Regions from separate parts of the Homo sapiens genome. Here region 1 is linked to region 2. A link is an interaction called in ENCODE POLR2A ChIA-PET data of the cell type or tissue named here. Cell type or tissue: OCI-LY7. All regions are shown on one strand. Links, peaks and the distances in the headings refer to the core of each region. The heading gives the core; the rest is flanking DNA.

Region 1 (7,743 bases), core at 1,049-6,048, 210 kb before region 2:
TATCACATGCTGTATACCATGTGGAAAACATAAACTCCAGTTGATTATTATTTAAAAGACATCTTTGCCTACACATGAAACTTGTTAGTAAAGAAACCCACTTACTTGTCAAAGCTATATTGGGCCATTCTAGCAATAAAAGTTGCTTCTCCAACCACCTGAGCCATTCTTCCAAGAGCTTCCCCCGCTGCACAACGTAAGATGGGGTTTGGGTTGTCCAGAGGACCCATAACCAGTGTCAGGGCAGATTTACGAACTTCCTCAGGTCCTAAAGTACTTTTGTTTTCAGCTAAGCCCTACATTAAAAAAAAAAAAAAAAAAAAGACAGCAATTCATAATTCATTATTATTATTTTTTTTTTAAGGCAAGGTCTTGCTCCCTTGCCCAGGCTGGAGTGCAATGGCACAATCACTGCTCACTACAGCCTCGACCTTCTGAGCTCAAGCAATCCTCCCAGCTCAGCCTCCTGAGTAGCTGGGACTATAGGCGCATGCCACCCTGCTGGGCTAATTTTTAAAAAGTTTTTGTAGAGACAGGGTCTTACTAAGTTTCCCAGGCTGGTCTCAAACTCCTGAGCTCAAGCAATCCTCCTGCCTGAGCCTCCTAACATGCTGGGATTACAGGCGCACCTGGCCTCGCAATTCATATTAAATAAAGGAAAAATACATGCTGCAATCTTTCTAAAATATACATACATCTTCATAAGTTATTTTCTTCAACCAGTTTTCACATGTATATACTAATGTCTAGAATCTGTAACTGTTCAATTCACGGTAATTACTTTCCTAAATACGATTTCAGAACGTGATCTATAACACAGCCATAGTCTGACTGGCCCTAAGAGACACTTGCGGGGAGTGTCTCTATTCAAAGACTAGTACTTAAAAGTTACTTCCATATATTAAGGACACTGTATTACTAAATCAACCATTATTTAACTGATTGAAATTTATCACTCTAAGGAAACATTCTCCTATTTCACCTGTTATGAAACAGAGCACAAACCATTAAATGGATTGGTTCTATCTTTTAAGAAATCTTTAACAAAAAAATAATTTCAGAATCAATGGCAAATATTTGGAAAGAGGATATTTGGAAGAGTATTTCATACTCTTGATGAATATGAAACTGAATAGTTTATATAAAAATTTCACAGAAGACAATTATATGACTTAAACAGTATAATCAACATACATCTAAAAACAAAATGAGGCGAGGCGCGGTGGCCTAGGCCTGTAATCCCCGACTTTGGGAGGCCAAGGCGGGGAGATCATGACATCAGGAGATCAAGACCATCCTGGCCAACATGGTGAAAACCCATCTCTACTAAAAATACAAAAAAAATTAGCTGGGTGTGGTTGCACATGCCTGTAATCCCAGCTACTCAGCAGACTTAGGCAGGAGAATCACTTGAATCCGGGAGGCAGAGATGAGACTGCAGTGAGCCAACATCACACCACTGCACTCCAGCCTGGCGACAGAGTGAGACTCCGTCTCCAAAAAAAATAAATAAACTAACAAATGAGGTGGCCGGGTGCAGTGGCTCACGCCTGTAATCCCAGCACTTTGGGAAGCTGAGGTGGGTAGATCATGAGGTCAGGAGATTGAGACCATCCTGGCCAACATGGTGAAACCCCGTCTCTGCTAAAAATACAAAAATTAGCTGGGCATGATGGCGCGTGCCTATAATCTCAGCTACTCGGGAGGCTGAGGCAGGAGAATCGCTTGAACCTGGGAGGTGGAAGTTGCAGTGAGCTGAGATCACGCCACTGCACTCCAGCCTGGCAACAGGGCGAAACTCCATCTCAAAAAAAAAAAAAAAAAAAAAAAAGGTAAAAATAGTAATTAGTAACTGAATGTTGAAGTAGTTTGCTCATCATATTAAATGTCACTCTCTTTGTTCTAGCTGTACTTACCATCCTGGAACTTTATTTATTTATTTGAGACCAAAAATCTATGTCACATTGCATGGGGAAAATGTTAACTACAACAGAGGCATTAGCATATCTATGAAGAAAAGTGTAATCTGTACAGCAATATTACAGTTGGTTCACTACTCTCCCAATCACTGAAGGAGACCACGACCACCCCACTCCTTTTCTAAAAAACTCACAGGTCCAAATTAGTTGATGGTCTCCTCAGAGTACATACTAATGGTTATATAAATGGTCCAAACCTGTATTTCTTCTTCTTTTTTTTTTCTTTTTTCTGAGACAGAGTCTTGCTCTGTCCCCCAGGCTGGAGTGCAATGGCATGATCTCGGCTCATTGCAACCTCTGCCTCCCAGGTTCAAGTGATTCTCCTGCCTCAGCCTCCCCAGTAGCTGGGATTACAGGCACCTGACACCACGCCTGGCTAATTTTTGTATTTTTAGTAGAGATGGAGTTTCATCATGTTGGCCAGGCTGGTCTCAAACTCCTGACCTCAGGTGATCCCCCCGCCTCGGCCTCCCAAAGTGCTGGGATTACAGGCATAAGCCACCACGCCCAGCCCCAAACCCTTATTTCTATAATCAATGCCTATATATATCCTTTTTCCCTGATGTTTACAAAATATGACTTAAGCATGACCTAAGACATGTTCATGCAAACACATATTTGCTACCATTTTATTTTAAAATAAGCTTAGCACTGAATAATATAAAAAGTATTCAAACACTTTATGATAGAGTGCCTAGTATGATGCGCGAATCCTGTGAGATAGGCAAACTATTTGTAACAGTGGTCCCCTCTTTTCCACAGGGGACACATTCCAAGGCCCACCTTGGATGTCTGAACCATGGGATTAGGAACCTGATTGCTGTCAATGGGAACTTGTTTCTGTTCATGCCTTCTACTCACAAACTTAATGCCTTTTCAATTTTAACTAGGCACTTATCACATACCATGGCCATGATTTTTGTAATTTGCGATGGGACAGCAAAACTAACACAAATTCCTTTTTCCTTCTTCATGATTTCAGACAGAAGATTTGTTCTTCCTGTAGATCTCAGCAACTTTGGCATATGATATTATTTCTTGCCTTCTTAAGTTGAGAACTTTCTCTTCTTCACTTAAAGGAAGCACTTTACAGCTTCCCTTTGGCATATCCAAATTGCCAGAATCACTACTTTTGCACTTTGGGGCCAGTATGAAGTAAAACAAGGGTTATCTGAACATAGGTGCTGCCACACTGCAGCAGCCCATCTGATAACTGAGACAGATGGTGACCAAGTGACTAACAGACAGGTAGGGTAGAAAGTGTGGAATCACTGGACAAAGAGATGATTCTCATCCTAGGCAGGACAGGGCAAGATGGAACAGGACAGTACAAGATTTTATCATGCTACTCAGAATGTTGCACAATTGAAAACTTATAAATTATTTCGGGAAATTTCCATTTAATATTTTCAAATCACAGTTGACCATTGGTAATTGAAACTGCAGAAAGCAAAACTGCAGATAAGGAAGGGACTACTGTATTCTTCTTCATACCTGTAGAAACTACAACTCGAAAAAGGTTAAAAAAGTTTAAAGAAATTACTCTGGACACAAACCTAGAGTAGCTTAATGAGAACGCAATCTCTAAATGCAGCATTCTTTCAATTATGTAACACTGCCTCACATGATTTGTGGCCTAAACCACAGATCAAGCTTCAGCTCTATTTAGTTAACCTTCAGTAGAATATCCGATTTCATTCGTCAAACATCTTTGAAAATTCTGAAAGAATTTATTGGCACTTGTAAAATCTGAAGTTCAAATTGAAACATAAACTTTAACAACATTAAAATATAAAACATTTATTTAACTACACTGAGCCTAACATAAAGTTTCAAGTAATTTAACTAAGCTAACGTAAAGGCACAGTTACCAAGTGATTTACATATAAACATTATAATAATCTTGCTATGTCTGGCTTATTAAATGCATTAATTAAAAACTTATTTCAGAATAGTATGTATTAAAAGTAAATACCTTTAGTGCACTAAGAACAGCAGTAAATATGTTAAGCTGCACAGCCTGCTGGCGGACACCTTTAGCTTGTTTAACACATTCAGCAAAGTGATCCAACATTTGTAATCTATAACAATAAGAAAAAAAAATCACATTAGTGACAAATTTTATTCCAATATGGCTCAAAAACGGATAAGAAGAGTACAAGTTAATTGTTTAGCAAATAATTCCCCATGCTATCTCTTTTCTATTTCATTCCCACAGCTAGTCCAAACCAGATCTCCTTCTCCCAAAATATTATATGGACATGCGGTTATTAAATGGAACAAGAAAAGAGTTTCAATTAACAAAATAAGGTCACAATTGCAGTGGTCTTCAACATTAACAGCACTGTCCAACAAAGCGCCTGGCATCTAGTAGACGCTCAAGGTTTCTTGCAAAGATAACAATCATTAATTATGTATCTCCGTGGAAGATTTTTAAGTTAGAAAATTTTAAATGTAGTATAATTCTTTTTCCTATTTTAAAAATACTCTTAGAATAGTACCTCATGTCCTAGCCTCAGAAGCTTTTGGGAAAGTTCAAAAAAGATTTAGCTTTGGCTAATTTTTTTAAATGTAAAAAACCAGAAGTGAATTGTTTTTTATATTAATAAAAAAGAATCAGTTTATTAAAAAAAAAAAATCCATGGCCATCTTAGATGATTTCTCTGTTTTTTTTTTTTTTTTTTTGAGATGGAGTTTCGCTCTTGTTGCCCAGGCTGGAGTGCAATGGCGCGATCTCGGCTCACCACAATCTCCACCTCCCAGGTTCAAGTGATTCTCCTGCCTCAGCCTCCCGAGTAGCATGCGCCACCACGCCTGGCTAATTTTGTATTTTTAGTAGAGACTGGGTTTCTCCATGTTGGTCAGGCTGGTCTCGAACTCCCGACCTCAGGTGATCTGCCCACCTCGGCCTCCCAAAGTGCTGGGATTACAGGCGTGAGCCACTGTGCTCTGCATTTTTTTTTTTTTTTTTTTTTGAGACTGAGTTTCGCTCTTGTTGCCCAGGCTGGAGTGCAATGGTGCAATCTTGCCTCCCTGCAACCTCTGCCTCCTGGGTTCATATGATTCTCCTGCCTCAGCCTCCCGAGTAGCTGGGACTACAGGTGTTCGCCACTACACCCAGCTAATTTTGTATTTTTAGTAGAGAAGGATTTTACCATGTTGGCCAGGCTGGTCTCAAACTCCTGACCTCAGGTGATCTGCCCACCTTTGCCTCCCGAAGTGCTGGGATAACAGGTGTGAGCCACAACGCCCGGCCCATTTCAGAAGATTTTGATAAAAAGAGAGTGAGAGAGCATTCTTCTAAAAAGAAATGATGTGAAACAAAGGAATCCAAGGAAGTTGGATTTAGTACTAAGACAATTATGACCTCAAGTTGGTAATAAAATCTCCCTGAGGTCGCTGTAAGGATTTAAAGCTCAATTTATACTAGTCTACAGGTCTCAGGTCTCAGGTCAAAGCATTATTCAAAACTCATATGAAGATACAGATTCAGATGTACGTGTATACATGCACATTTTGATGTACTTTAAAAAATTCTTAAAAGTAAGTAAGTACCTTTTGTGCACTAAGAACAGCAGTAAATATATTAAGCCGCACAGCCTGCTGGTTGAAAACCAAAGTAGGATCACTTCTTGCTTTTTACCTTTTTAATTTAACATTGTATCATGAGCATCTTCTATCAAAACACTGTCTCTACAAAAATGGACTTTCTATTATTTATTCACTTATCCTCCTACTGTTGAATATTTATGTTATTTATTATATGTTTATATTTTTAATAGAATTTATTTATTTATACTTCATCTTATTCTGTAAAAGTGATCATACAGAATTGAGATAATCCTGGATTTCAGTTATAGCTTTCATAACTAGTTGTATAACCTTGGGTAAACCAAACTCTTAGATATGGATGTCCTTAAGATTTAAAACCAAAATGTTGAAATAGATGCTTTATAAGATTCTTCCACCTTTAACATCATTTAACATTTATGTGGCAACCAAATGTTCTTAAAGATATTTGGGTAAAGTTTCATATTTAAACTTTTTTCTCCTCAAATTAAAAAGCAATTAATCAAGCAACCTACATATTAAAGACATTTTTTATTTTGTAATTTTTGTAGAGATGAGTGTCTCACTATGTTTCCCAGGCTGGTCTGAAACTCCTTGCCTCAAGCAATTCTCTTGCCTTAGCCTCCCAAAGCGCTGGGATTGCAGACATAAGCCACCACACCAGACCCAACAATACTTTTAAGGCATTTTAATTTTGTAAAGCTTTTAAGTTATCTGTGATGGTCTTGTATTAATTCATTTCTGTTTTCCTTTTGGGAAAATCACAATATACAAACTGCCTACTAAAGCTAGGAATAGTGTCTGTGGATACAGAATATACCAAACCAAAATGCTTCTATTACAAAAAGAACCAATTATGTTAGTTTCCAAGTTCTAGACTTGAACCATCTCACAAACGTTATTAGTGATTGGAATTTTCATCCATTTACTTCCTCAACAACAAAGTCAACAGGCTTAGCAAACTGATGTCCTTAATTTAAGATATAGTCAAAACCTATGTATGAACTATCAAACAAACTATTATAATGCATTTTTTTTTTTGCCAACAGTTGTCATTCTAGCATATATAATGAAAATTTTGTTATAAAATACAGTCCACAATACAACAGATATCAGATGCTAGTACACAGGGTCAAATCTTACATAAAGTCTCAAATTATGTGCAATTTGCATGCAATTTTTTTATCATGTATCTGTCACTTACATTAGTAAATCTGTAAGAGTACTGTTTTAAGTATTATAATAACTCACTTTATTGCAGAGTTAACTGGGATGAGAAAATCTACTTTTCGTTTAACATAATATATATTTAACAAAAATTACCTGATTGACTTTATACTAACCGGTGTTTATAAGAAACATGAGGAAACACTACACCAAAAAGGGCCACAGAAGCATCAATGACTGAGACTCCGAGAGGGAGGGGACCAGGTACTGCTTCTCCAGCAGGTATGCGTAAATAAATAGAGGAAGGATCATGCTCCAGAGCCCCACTTCCAGAGGCACTGTTTGGCTGGAGCTGCAAAAGAGTGAAATAAAAATTATTCAAAATCTACTTTAGGAAATCTACTTATTAAACATTGGGAATGAGGATTACAGCAGAGGAGAAAGGAGAAAAGGCAACAAAAAAAGAATGATTGGATCCGAACATTTGAAAACAGACCAAAATGTAATTTGGTCATTAAAAAATCATCAGTAACACCTTATACAAATTTTAAGAAAAGCTTTATTCATTCGAAAACATATTTACACCACCCACCTTATTGCGTGAACAATATACACAAGATCTTAATCCCACAATTATTTTAAATGGGGCTTTAATCACTCTTTAAAAAGTACATAAGAAATAATGTATTCAGTGGGCAAAAGTTCTAAATCTTCAACCTACTAACTCATTCCTCTCCAACCTGTCACAAAACAAAACAAACTAAAACAAAACAAAATACCAATAACCAAAAAGCCAGTTAAAACTGATCTTTATCACAGCCACCACAAGGTATCTAAATACACAGAATATTAAATAAAGACAATTTGCCAAATTCTCACTCTTCCTGTTTAACTTTTTTCACTATCTACCACCAGGATGCCATCTTTAAGTGTCTAAGAACACTAAATGGGGATTAAACCTTTCTATACACTATTTTCTTTTTAAGTGACAATGTGTAATAGGACCATTGTTTCAGATTAAGTTAGT
Region 2 (7,743 bases), core at 1,199-6,198:
TGAGGAAATGGCTCTGCTGATGCAAGCAGCACATTTTCTGGCTTTAAATCACAGTGCACAATATTCTTAAAATGCAGATTCCTCAAAGCAACAAGTATCTGTTATGAAAAAAGATTTTCTTTTCAATGTCTGGAAAATCACAAGTAAACCTCATGTGACTCCTTGAATGATTTAATTTGAAAACTCCACTATAGTTCATCAAGACTTAGCTAAAAGTGTGTTATTCTGCTCCTTAAGGTTAACAATTCCCACAATCACCCAACATGTAAAAGTACTGCTATTTAATTATTTTAGTTTTTAGCTGGATACAGTGGCTCATGCCTGTAATCCCAGCACTTTGGGAGACCTAGGCAGGTGGATCACTTGAGGCAAGGAGTTCGAGACCAGCCTGGCCAACACGGTGAAACCCCAGCTCTACTAAAAATACAAAAATTAGCCAGGCGTGGTGGCACACATCTGCAATCCTAGATACTTGGGAGGCTGAGGCATGAGAATCACTTGAATCCAGGAGGCAGAGGTTGCAGTGAGCCAGATTGCACCACTGCACTCCAGCCCAGGTGACAGAGTAAGACTCTTGTCTTAAAAAAAAAAAAATTAGTTTTTAATCGCTAGTTTAAAAAAAAAAAGGAGTTAAAATACCTGTGTGACCATGAATTTAGTAATTCGTTCTGGAAGCCGACTTTTCTCACTGGATAGAATCATTTCCAACATATCTCCATGCAGCTTTTCCATTACTACAAAGACTCGTTCTGGGGTTTCAAACATACATTCCAGGTTTACAATCCCAGGATGGTGCAAATTCTGAAGAGAGGTTGCAAGATACATGAGCAACTTAAGCAGAGAAACAGTTTTACTAATATCTAGATGTGCTATGATTGTCTGAAATGGCACAGAAAGAAAGCCTAGAGAAGTAAACAAAGCAAACAAAATAAAAATTACAATCAATGAAAAGGATCTTAGGTTTTAATTCTCCAAGTTGTGTACTGGAGAGTAGCCGCACTGAGGGGATAGAATGTTCTCCTAATTTGATTATATAATCACTCTTGTCCATTACTACTACTTTTCCTTCCTTCTCACTTGAAAAATCTGACACTGCTCTAATTTCATGCTTTCCCTGAATAGGCACCAACTGCCCATAAATTTTTAGTCAATTACACAGAAACCTTTGACTCTTGGGGGCTGTATTTGTGATGGTATTTGCTTAAGAGTTTTATTTCTAAGGTAGTTATTTATCTAAGTCTTGATTCTTATAATATTATAATCATTAATTCCCTTTTTTTAGGCTCAACATCTCTACCCACATTATCATGTTTCTTGATCACAACTAGGTTACAAGGGTTGGAGATACACAAAGATGAATGCCATACTATTTATGCTTATAAAAAAGCAATTTATCTTTTGTTCTACTACAGAAAATCCTTCCTCAAAAACAAATTCATGAAGTCAGCCTTGCTCAAACACCTTCAGTGGCTCTTTATTTCTGGACATAAATCTAAATTCCTTTGTCAACATTTTGAGATCTTCAATAACCTGGTTTCAGTCTTCCAATTTAATCTTAAATATGTTCTACTGAATGAACCAAGTGCTTAAACAATTTTTATTCCTTATTAATAAAGATACAGGCTGGGTGTGGTGGCTCACGCCTGTAATCCCAGCACTTTGGGAAGCCGAGGCAGGTGGATCATTTGAGGTCAGGAGTTCGAGACCAGCGTAGCAAACACGGTGAAATCCTGTCTCTACCAAAAATACAAAAACTAACCAGGTGTGGTGACAGGTATCTGTAAACCCAGCTACTCGGGAGGCTGAGGCAGGAGAATCACTTGAACCTGGGAGGTGGAGGCTGCAGTGAGCCGAGATCATGCCATTGCACTCCAGCCTGGGAGACAGAGCGAGACTTTGTCTCAAATAAAAAAAAGGCCGGGCGCGGTGGCTCACGCCTGTAATCCCAACATTTTGCGAGGCCAAGGCAGGCGGATCACCTGAGATCGGGAGTTCGAGACCAGCCTGACCAACATGGAGAAACCTAGTCTCTACTAAAAATACAAAATTAGCCGGGTGTGGTGGCGCAAGCCTGTAATCCCAGCTACTCGGGAGGCTGAGGCAGGAGAATTGCTTGAACCTGGGAGGCAGAGGTTGCGGTGAGCTGAGATTGCGCCATTGCACTCTAGCCTGGGCAACAAGAGCAAAACTCTATCTCAAAAACAAAAAAACCCAGACGGTCCCCAACTTAACAATGGTTCAACTTACAATTTTTCAACTGTAGAATGGTACAAAAGTGGTATGCATTCATTCAGTAAAAAACGTATTTTGAATACCTGCACAACCATTCCGTTTTTTTGAGTATTCATAAATTACATAAGATATTCAACACATTAGTGTAAAATGGTCTTTGTGTTAGATGATTTTGCCCAACTGTAGGCTAATGTAAGCGACTGTGCTTAAGGTAGGCTACACGGGGCTAAGTTGTGTTCAGGAGGTATTTTTATCTACTTAGTTATTTTCAAACTTAAGATGGGTTTATGGAGATATGACCCCGTCGCAAAATGAGGAGCATCCTGTACATTTTTCTTTAGCTTTTTTCCTTAATATGGCTAGCTGATTATGCTAGGGGGACTCACATGTTTTTGGCCTATGTGAGGCTGAGTTCCATGTCTAAGATGTTTCTTGAAGCCTTAATTTTAGCCCACATTCTCTCTCTTTGGGACTACTGCAATAGTTTCCACTGTATTGTAATAATGTGTGTATTCTACTCCATTGTTTAATAAACTCTCTGAGGCACAGATTGTTTCAGTTATTTTAGCTCAATATCTGCATCATAGTAGGTGTTTTCAAAAATGTTTAGAAAGTGAAATAACAACAAATGCAAAATAGACTTGTTTGCTAATCATTTTAAACCCATTTTATGAGATCGTTTTCCAAGCAGCAAAATACAAAATGACAACATTTTATAGTAGATAAATGAAACTCAAATACCCCATAGTGGTGGGGTGTGACAATGGCAATAAGCAGTGTAAGATTCAGAATATTATAACTTTTATCAACAGAGGTTGAAATGTGACTGTTTTGCTAGGCCATAGTTGGCTGGCTCTATGCTTTTTCCCCCCTGCCCTCCTTTAAAAACACGTGGACACACAAAAATAGAAGTATGCTGTAACATTATTTTTCTCCCTTAACAACTTCCTCTATTGGTTTACATTTTCTATTTCCTCTGGAGTATGTTTTAGTAAGTTATACTTTCATTGAGAATTACCCATTTTCTCCAAGTTTCCAAATTTATCTGATAGAGATGAGCAAAGTATCCTAAGATTCCTTCCCCCCCCCGTATTTGTGGTTATCTCCCTAAGATCATTTTGTATATTCTTCTTTGCTTAGGATGGCCATTTTATTTTTACATACCTCCTCCCTTCCCCCACACAGCAAACCAGCTTTTGGCTTTATTATTTCTTTTCTGTATTTATTAATTTTCATTTTTGATCTGTTATTCCTTTCTGCTTTCTTTAGGTTTATTTTATTGTTCATTCTTCAACTCCTTGAGTTAGATTCTTAATTCACTTATTTTCATTCTTTCTTGCTTAATATTTGAGGTTATAAAGCTTTTTCTGAAAGACAGTACAAAGGCGCTGATATATATGCAGTATTTTCAGGTTTTCTAAATATTCTGAAATTTTGATTTCGCTCTTTGATTCAAAAATTAGTATTTTAAAGTTTTCATGTAGGAGCTTGTTTTCTGATTTTGTAATTTATTTCTGCTTTAATGCATTGAGATCAAAGAATACTGTTTATACGACTGCTTTTTTGAATTAATGAGGCATTCTTTGTTTTTAGGGTACAGAGGTCAGTATAATCTGCTTAGATCTACCTTACTATGTTTAGACCTTGTACGTTCTTAATTATTTTTGTCTACTCCATTTCTCATGGACTACTGATGTGTTTGTCTGTTTCTCCTTGTTTTTAGTTTTTCTTTATAAATGTTTATGGTGTTATTTGGTGTAGTATGATTTTCACTCTTCCACTGTTAAAGTGGCCTTCTTTCATTTCATTTAATGTGTTTTCCCTTGAGTTAAATCTTATCAGATCATGACCCTCAAATGGCTTTTTGTTTGGAGAAGGGACCTTTGGAGGACATAAGGGCTGCAGATTTCAGAAAGAATCAGCAAAAACAGTTGTGTTGTCTCTTCCTGAAGAGACATGCACCTCTGCTTCATCTTCACTGTTGTTGGAAATCTACATGATTTTATAGTTTTGAATTCTCATCTTTTTTTTAAAGTATGCTCACTTCTGTTAATCATTTTTCTTATAGCTTTGGGGTAGCTTCCAAGATGAGAACGGGAAAATGCTGAATTTACACCACAATGTTCAAACCAGAAATTTCCCTCTAGGTTTTTGATAACGTTTTCTAATTACATAGGTACCTACAAGAACACCACACCTTTTCTCCCACTACTCTACTACCCTCTTCAGGCAAGACAGCAAAAGAAACATTTTACATTACCACATAATCTAGGAAACAAAAGGAACCTCCCCTCCCCAATTTTTTTCCTGCTCTACAACATCCTCCCTAGATGTGGCCAGGTTGACAGTTTATGTAGGCATGGCTCTTTTTCTGTGTAACTGTATATAGACATACATAATGTACACATTACTTTAAAAAGTTAAAGGGAGTCATTCCAAAGTTTTTTTCAATCTAACAATGTATTGTAATTTCCCACATAATACATTTATTCATTAAATATTAAATAAGAATTTGCCGTGTACCCAGTACTATGTGGGTATTCTGGATTCATTATTAAACAAAACTTGACAAAGATGCCTTGTCTCGCAGAGCTTATAAATTGCAGCAAGGTGAGACAGACAATGGGAAATAAAATAGTAAATTACCTAGTATGAAGGTGATAAGTGCCATGGAGAAAAGAAAAAGAGTTAAGGTAGGGGAGTGGAGGGGTGGGAGGGTGGGTTTAATGCTGAATAGAATGTGGAGGCTTCATTGAGGAAATGATATTTGGGCAAAATCCTGACGGAGACAAGGGAGTATGACATGCAGATATTTGAGGGAGAAAGCATTCCAGGCAGAGGAAACAGCTAATGCAAAGCCTTTTGAGACAGAAGCATGTCTGGCATGTTTGAGATATAGCAAGAAAGTCAACATGGCTATTTTTGGGGGGGAAAAAAAAAGACTCAATTTGTTGTGTATATTGTCTGCAGTGGGATCTTTTTCAAGTGATTTTGATTCACTTTCATAAAGAATAATCACAGGTATCTAAAAATGGGATGTGCTCATTTCTGTTAAACAGAATTACAAAGCCTGTCACCAAGAGCTCAAGAGATTGGATACTCCGGGATAAACTGTAAGGTCACTTCTAAATCAGTGATCCTGTGATTTTTCCTCCTTGCCACCGGAAAGGCCAAAGCTGTAGTCTTAATAATAATATGCGCAATCTTCACCCCATCTTTTCTCTAAGTATGTGGGCATGGGAAAGAAAAGCTATGGACGCCTCTAGGGATGCAGGTAAAGGTATCAACAGCAGGATGAACTACAGGAGTTCAGACAGCCTTTCAGGTTTGGGTGATGAGGGAGGACTACAGGTAAGAATGACACGGGGCAAAGATGGAAAAGGAAAGATGATACAGTTGGATGGGGAAGAGGAGAGCCAAAAGGTGGTGTGAGTGCGTTTAACAGTGTAGTAGGTTACTTCCAACCCATGTGAAAAAGTTTAGCTGTGATGCTCACATAACTAAATCTTATGAAACTAATTTCAGTAAATGAGGTGTGATTTTTAAAAAGATTCCTTTTAAGAAGTGTATTTCCTACATGAATTCAGATTGTACTAATAGAATATTCTAGAATATCAATATTCTATATGAATAATATTCATATACAAAGTTAGCTAAAGTTCATCTTTATACTACACACACACACACACACAAACACACACACAGAGTGGGTCAGTCCAATGATGTAAAGTAGAAAGTGCATATGGTTTGCAGACAGACTTAGATTCAAACTCTGAATCTGCCTTCCTGCTGGGTGATGTTGAGAAAAAGTACTTAAGTATAAATGCTGACACCACAAGGAAAGCCAAATATAAAAGTATAAATATCTGACATAAACAATTTGAAGAGAATCTACAACAAAGATAGTCTTGTATTAAATTTAGTATGAAAATAGCATAGAGACATCCTACAATCTATTCCCAGTTTGGGCAATATTGATGAAAGTAACCAAAATGATATAATAATGAAGTTTTTCATACTGTGCATTACCTGGTTATTCCTAAATTTAGTTATTATGATCCATAGCTGATAAGAGGAAAAAAGCTTCAGTGCTTACTCAGAGCTGTGTTTGTGATCAAGAAGAAATCAATCCATAGGAATATATCCTTAATTTTTATTGTTTCGCTTACTAGTTGGACAATGAGGGTTCCAAAATTAGATACGCAAAAATACCTGACAACATATTCATACTATTCATATTCAACAGAGTATGAATGCTATTAATATTCTATTTAAAGGTAGCTTTATAGGAGGAGACAGCCTTGATATGACCACAGGTACCTACTTGACCACAAGCTTTTTGATTATCATGCCTCTGAAAAAGTGAGGTAAATGTTACTATTAGCAACAAGTAACATAATAAATGTAAAATGAATCATTTAAGTTTCTTACCTTCTTCAAGGAAACTCAAGTTCAGAAGGAGGCTGTCTTGAATTTCACCCAAAGCAAATGGGGCTCTGACAGCATTAACCATTTTTTGTTGTTGTTGAGACGGAGTTTCCCTCTTGTTGCCCAGGCTGGAGTGCAATGGCATGATCTCAGCTCACTGCAACCTCTGCCTCCCAGGTACAAGTGATTCTCCTGTCTCAGCCTCCCAAGTAGCTTAGATTACAGGCATGTGCCACCACACCCGGCTTTTTTTTTTTTTTGAGATGGAGTTTTGCTGTTGTTGCCCAGGCTGGAGTGCAATGGCACAATCTTGGCTAACTGCAGCCTCCACCTTCCAGGTTCAAGCGATTCTCCTGCCTCAGCCTCCTGAGTAGCTGGGATTATGGGCATGCGCCACCGTGCCCGGCCTAGTTTTTTTGTATTTAGTAGAGATGGGGTCTCACCATGTTAGTCAGGCTGGTCCCGAACTCCTAACCTCAGGTGATCCACCCGCCTTGGCCTCCCAAAGTGCTGGGATTATAGGTGCGCACCACCTCACCTGGCCAGAATGAGCTATTATACGACCATGATTTCTTTAATAATATGCAAAAACTATATAACGTACATTTGCATATTATAAATTATTTATATGATATTCAGAAAGTGATCCAAGGATCAAGCTAAATTTTAATCTTCTAGATGACCGCCCCCAAGGGGTAAAAATGCTAGATGAAAAACACATAGGAATTTATGGAATTGAAATCATTGCCAATATATCTTTAAAATACGCCCCAATCGACTAAGCCATTACAAAATTAGAGTTTTTAATTAATGAAATAAGTGCTGTTAAAAGGTACATAATTTTAAAGCAATCTTTACTTGCACAGTAATTGCTATGACAAGCATGTCACCTGTGAAAACTGGATGGGTAAAACAGCAACCTTCTGACAAAATGTGGCAAAGTATCCTAAGTATTTTAAGCTCCTGGAATGAATTAAGAATGAAATTTTACTTTTTTAAAAAAGATTTTACTCACGAAAATGTGTTCTAAAACTACTACCATAAAGCAAGATATTGGCAGTCCCTATAATGCCTATATTACCA

The links. ChIA-PET counts read pairs that join two places held together with the same protein. Peaks named below come from ENCODE experiments on the same cell type or tissue, not always from the same donor. Only the 100,000 strongest peaks of a DNase experiment are listed, where the experiment ranks them.
Region 1: POLR2A ChIA-PET joins it to region 2 with 6 read pairs; 2 of 35 experiments call an interaction of 5 or more read pairs at or near these places.

What each region holds. Positions count from the first base shown.
Region 1 is chr2:37,049,548-37,057,290 of GRCh38, forward strand. HEATR5B (HEAT repeat containing 5B) reads right to left here. Exons shown (of 36, transcript NM_019024.3): 16 at 6,893-7,068; 17 at 3,955-4,060; 18 at 106-296. Among named protein-coding and RNA genes, the nearest start is that of HEATR5B, 31 kb to the right of the region's middle. In OCI-LY7, for the core only: no CTCF peak of the experiment used is centred there; no DNase peak of the experiment used is centred there.
Region 2 is chr2:37,259,584-37,267,326 of GRCh38, forward strand. PRKD3 (protein kinase D3) reads right to left here. Exons shown (of 19, transcript NM_005813.6): 15 at 640-801; 16 at 1-98. It also overlaps a transcript of NDUFAF7 not described here. Among named protein-coding and RNA genes, the nearest start is that of NDUFAF7, 32 kb to the left of the region's middle. In OCI-LY7, for the core only: a CTCF peak has its summit at 4,441 (motif pointing left); no DNase peak of the experiment used is centred there; H3K4me3 peaks cover 496 bases; H3K27ac peaks cover 1,110 bases.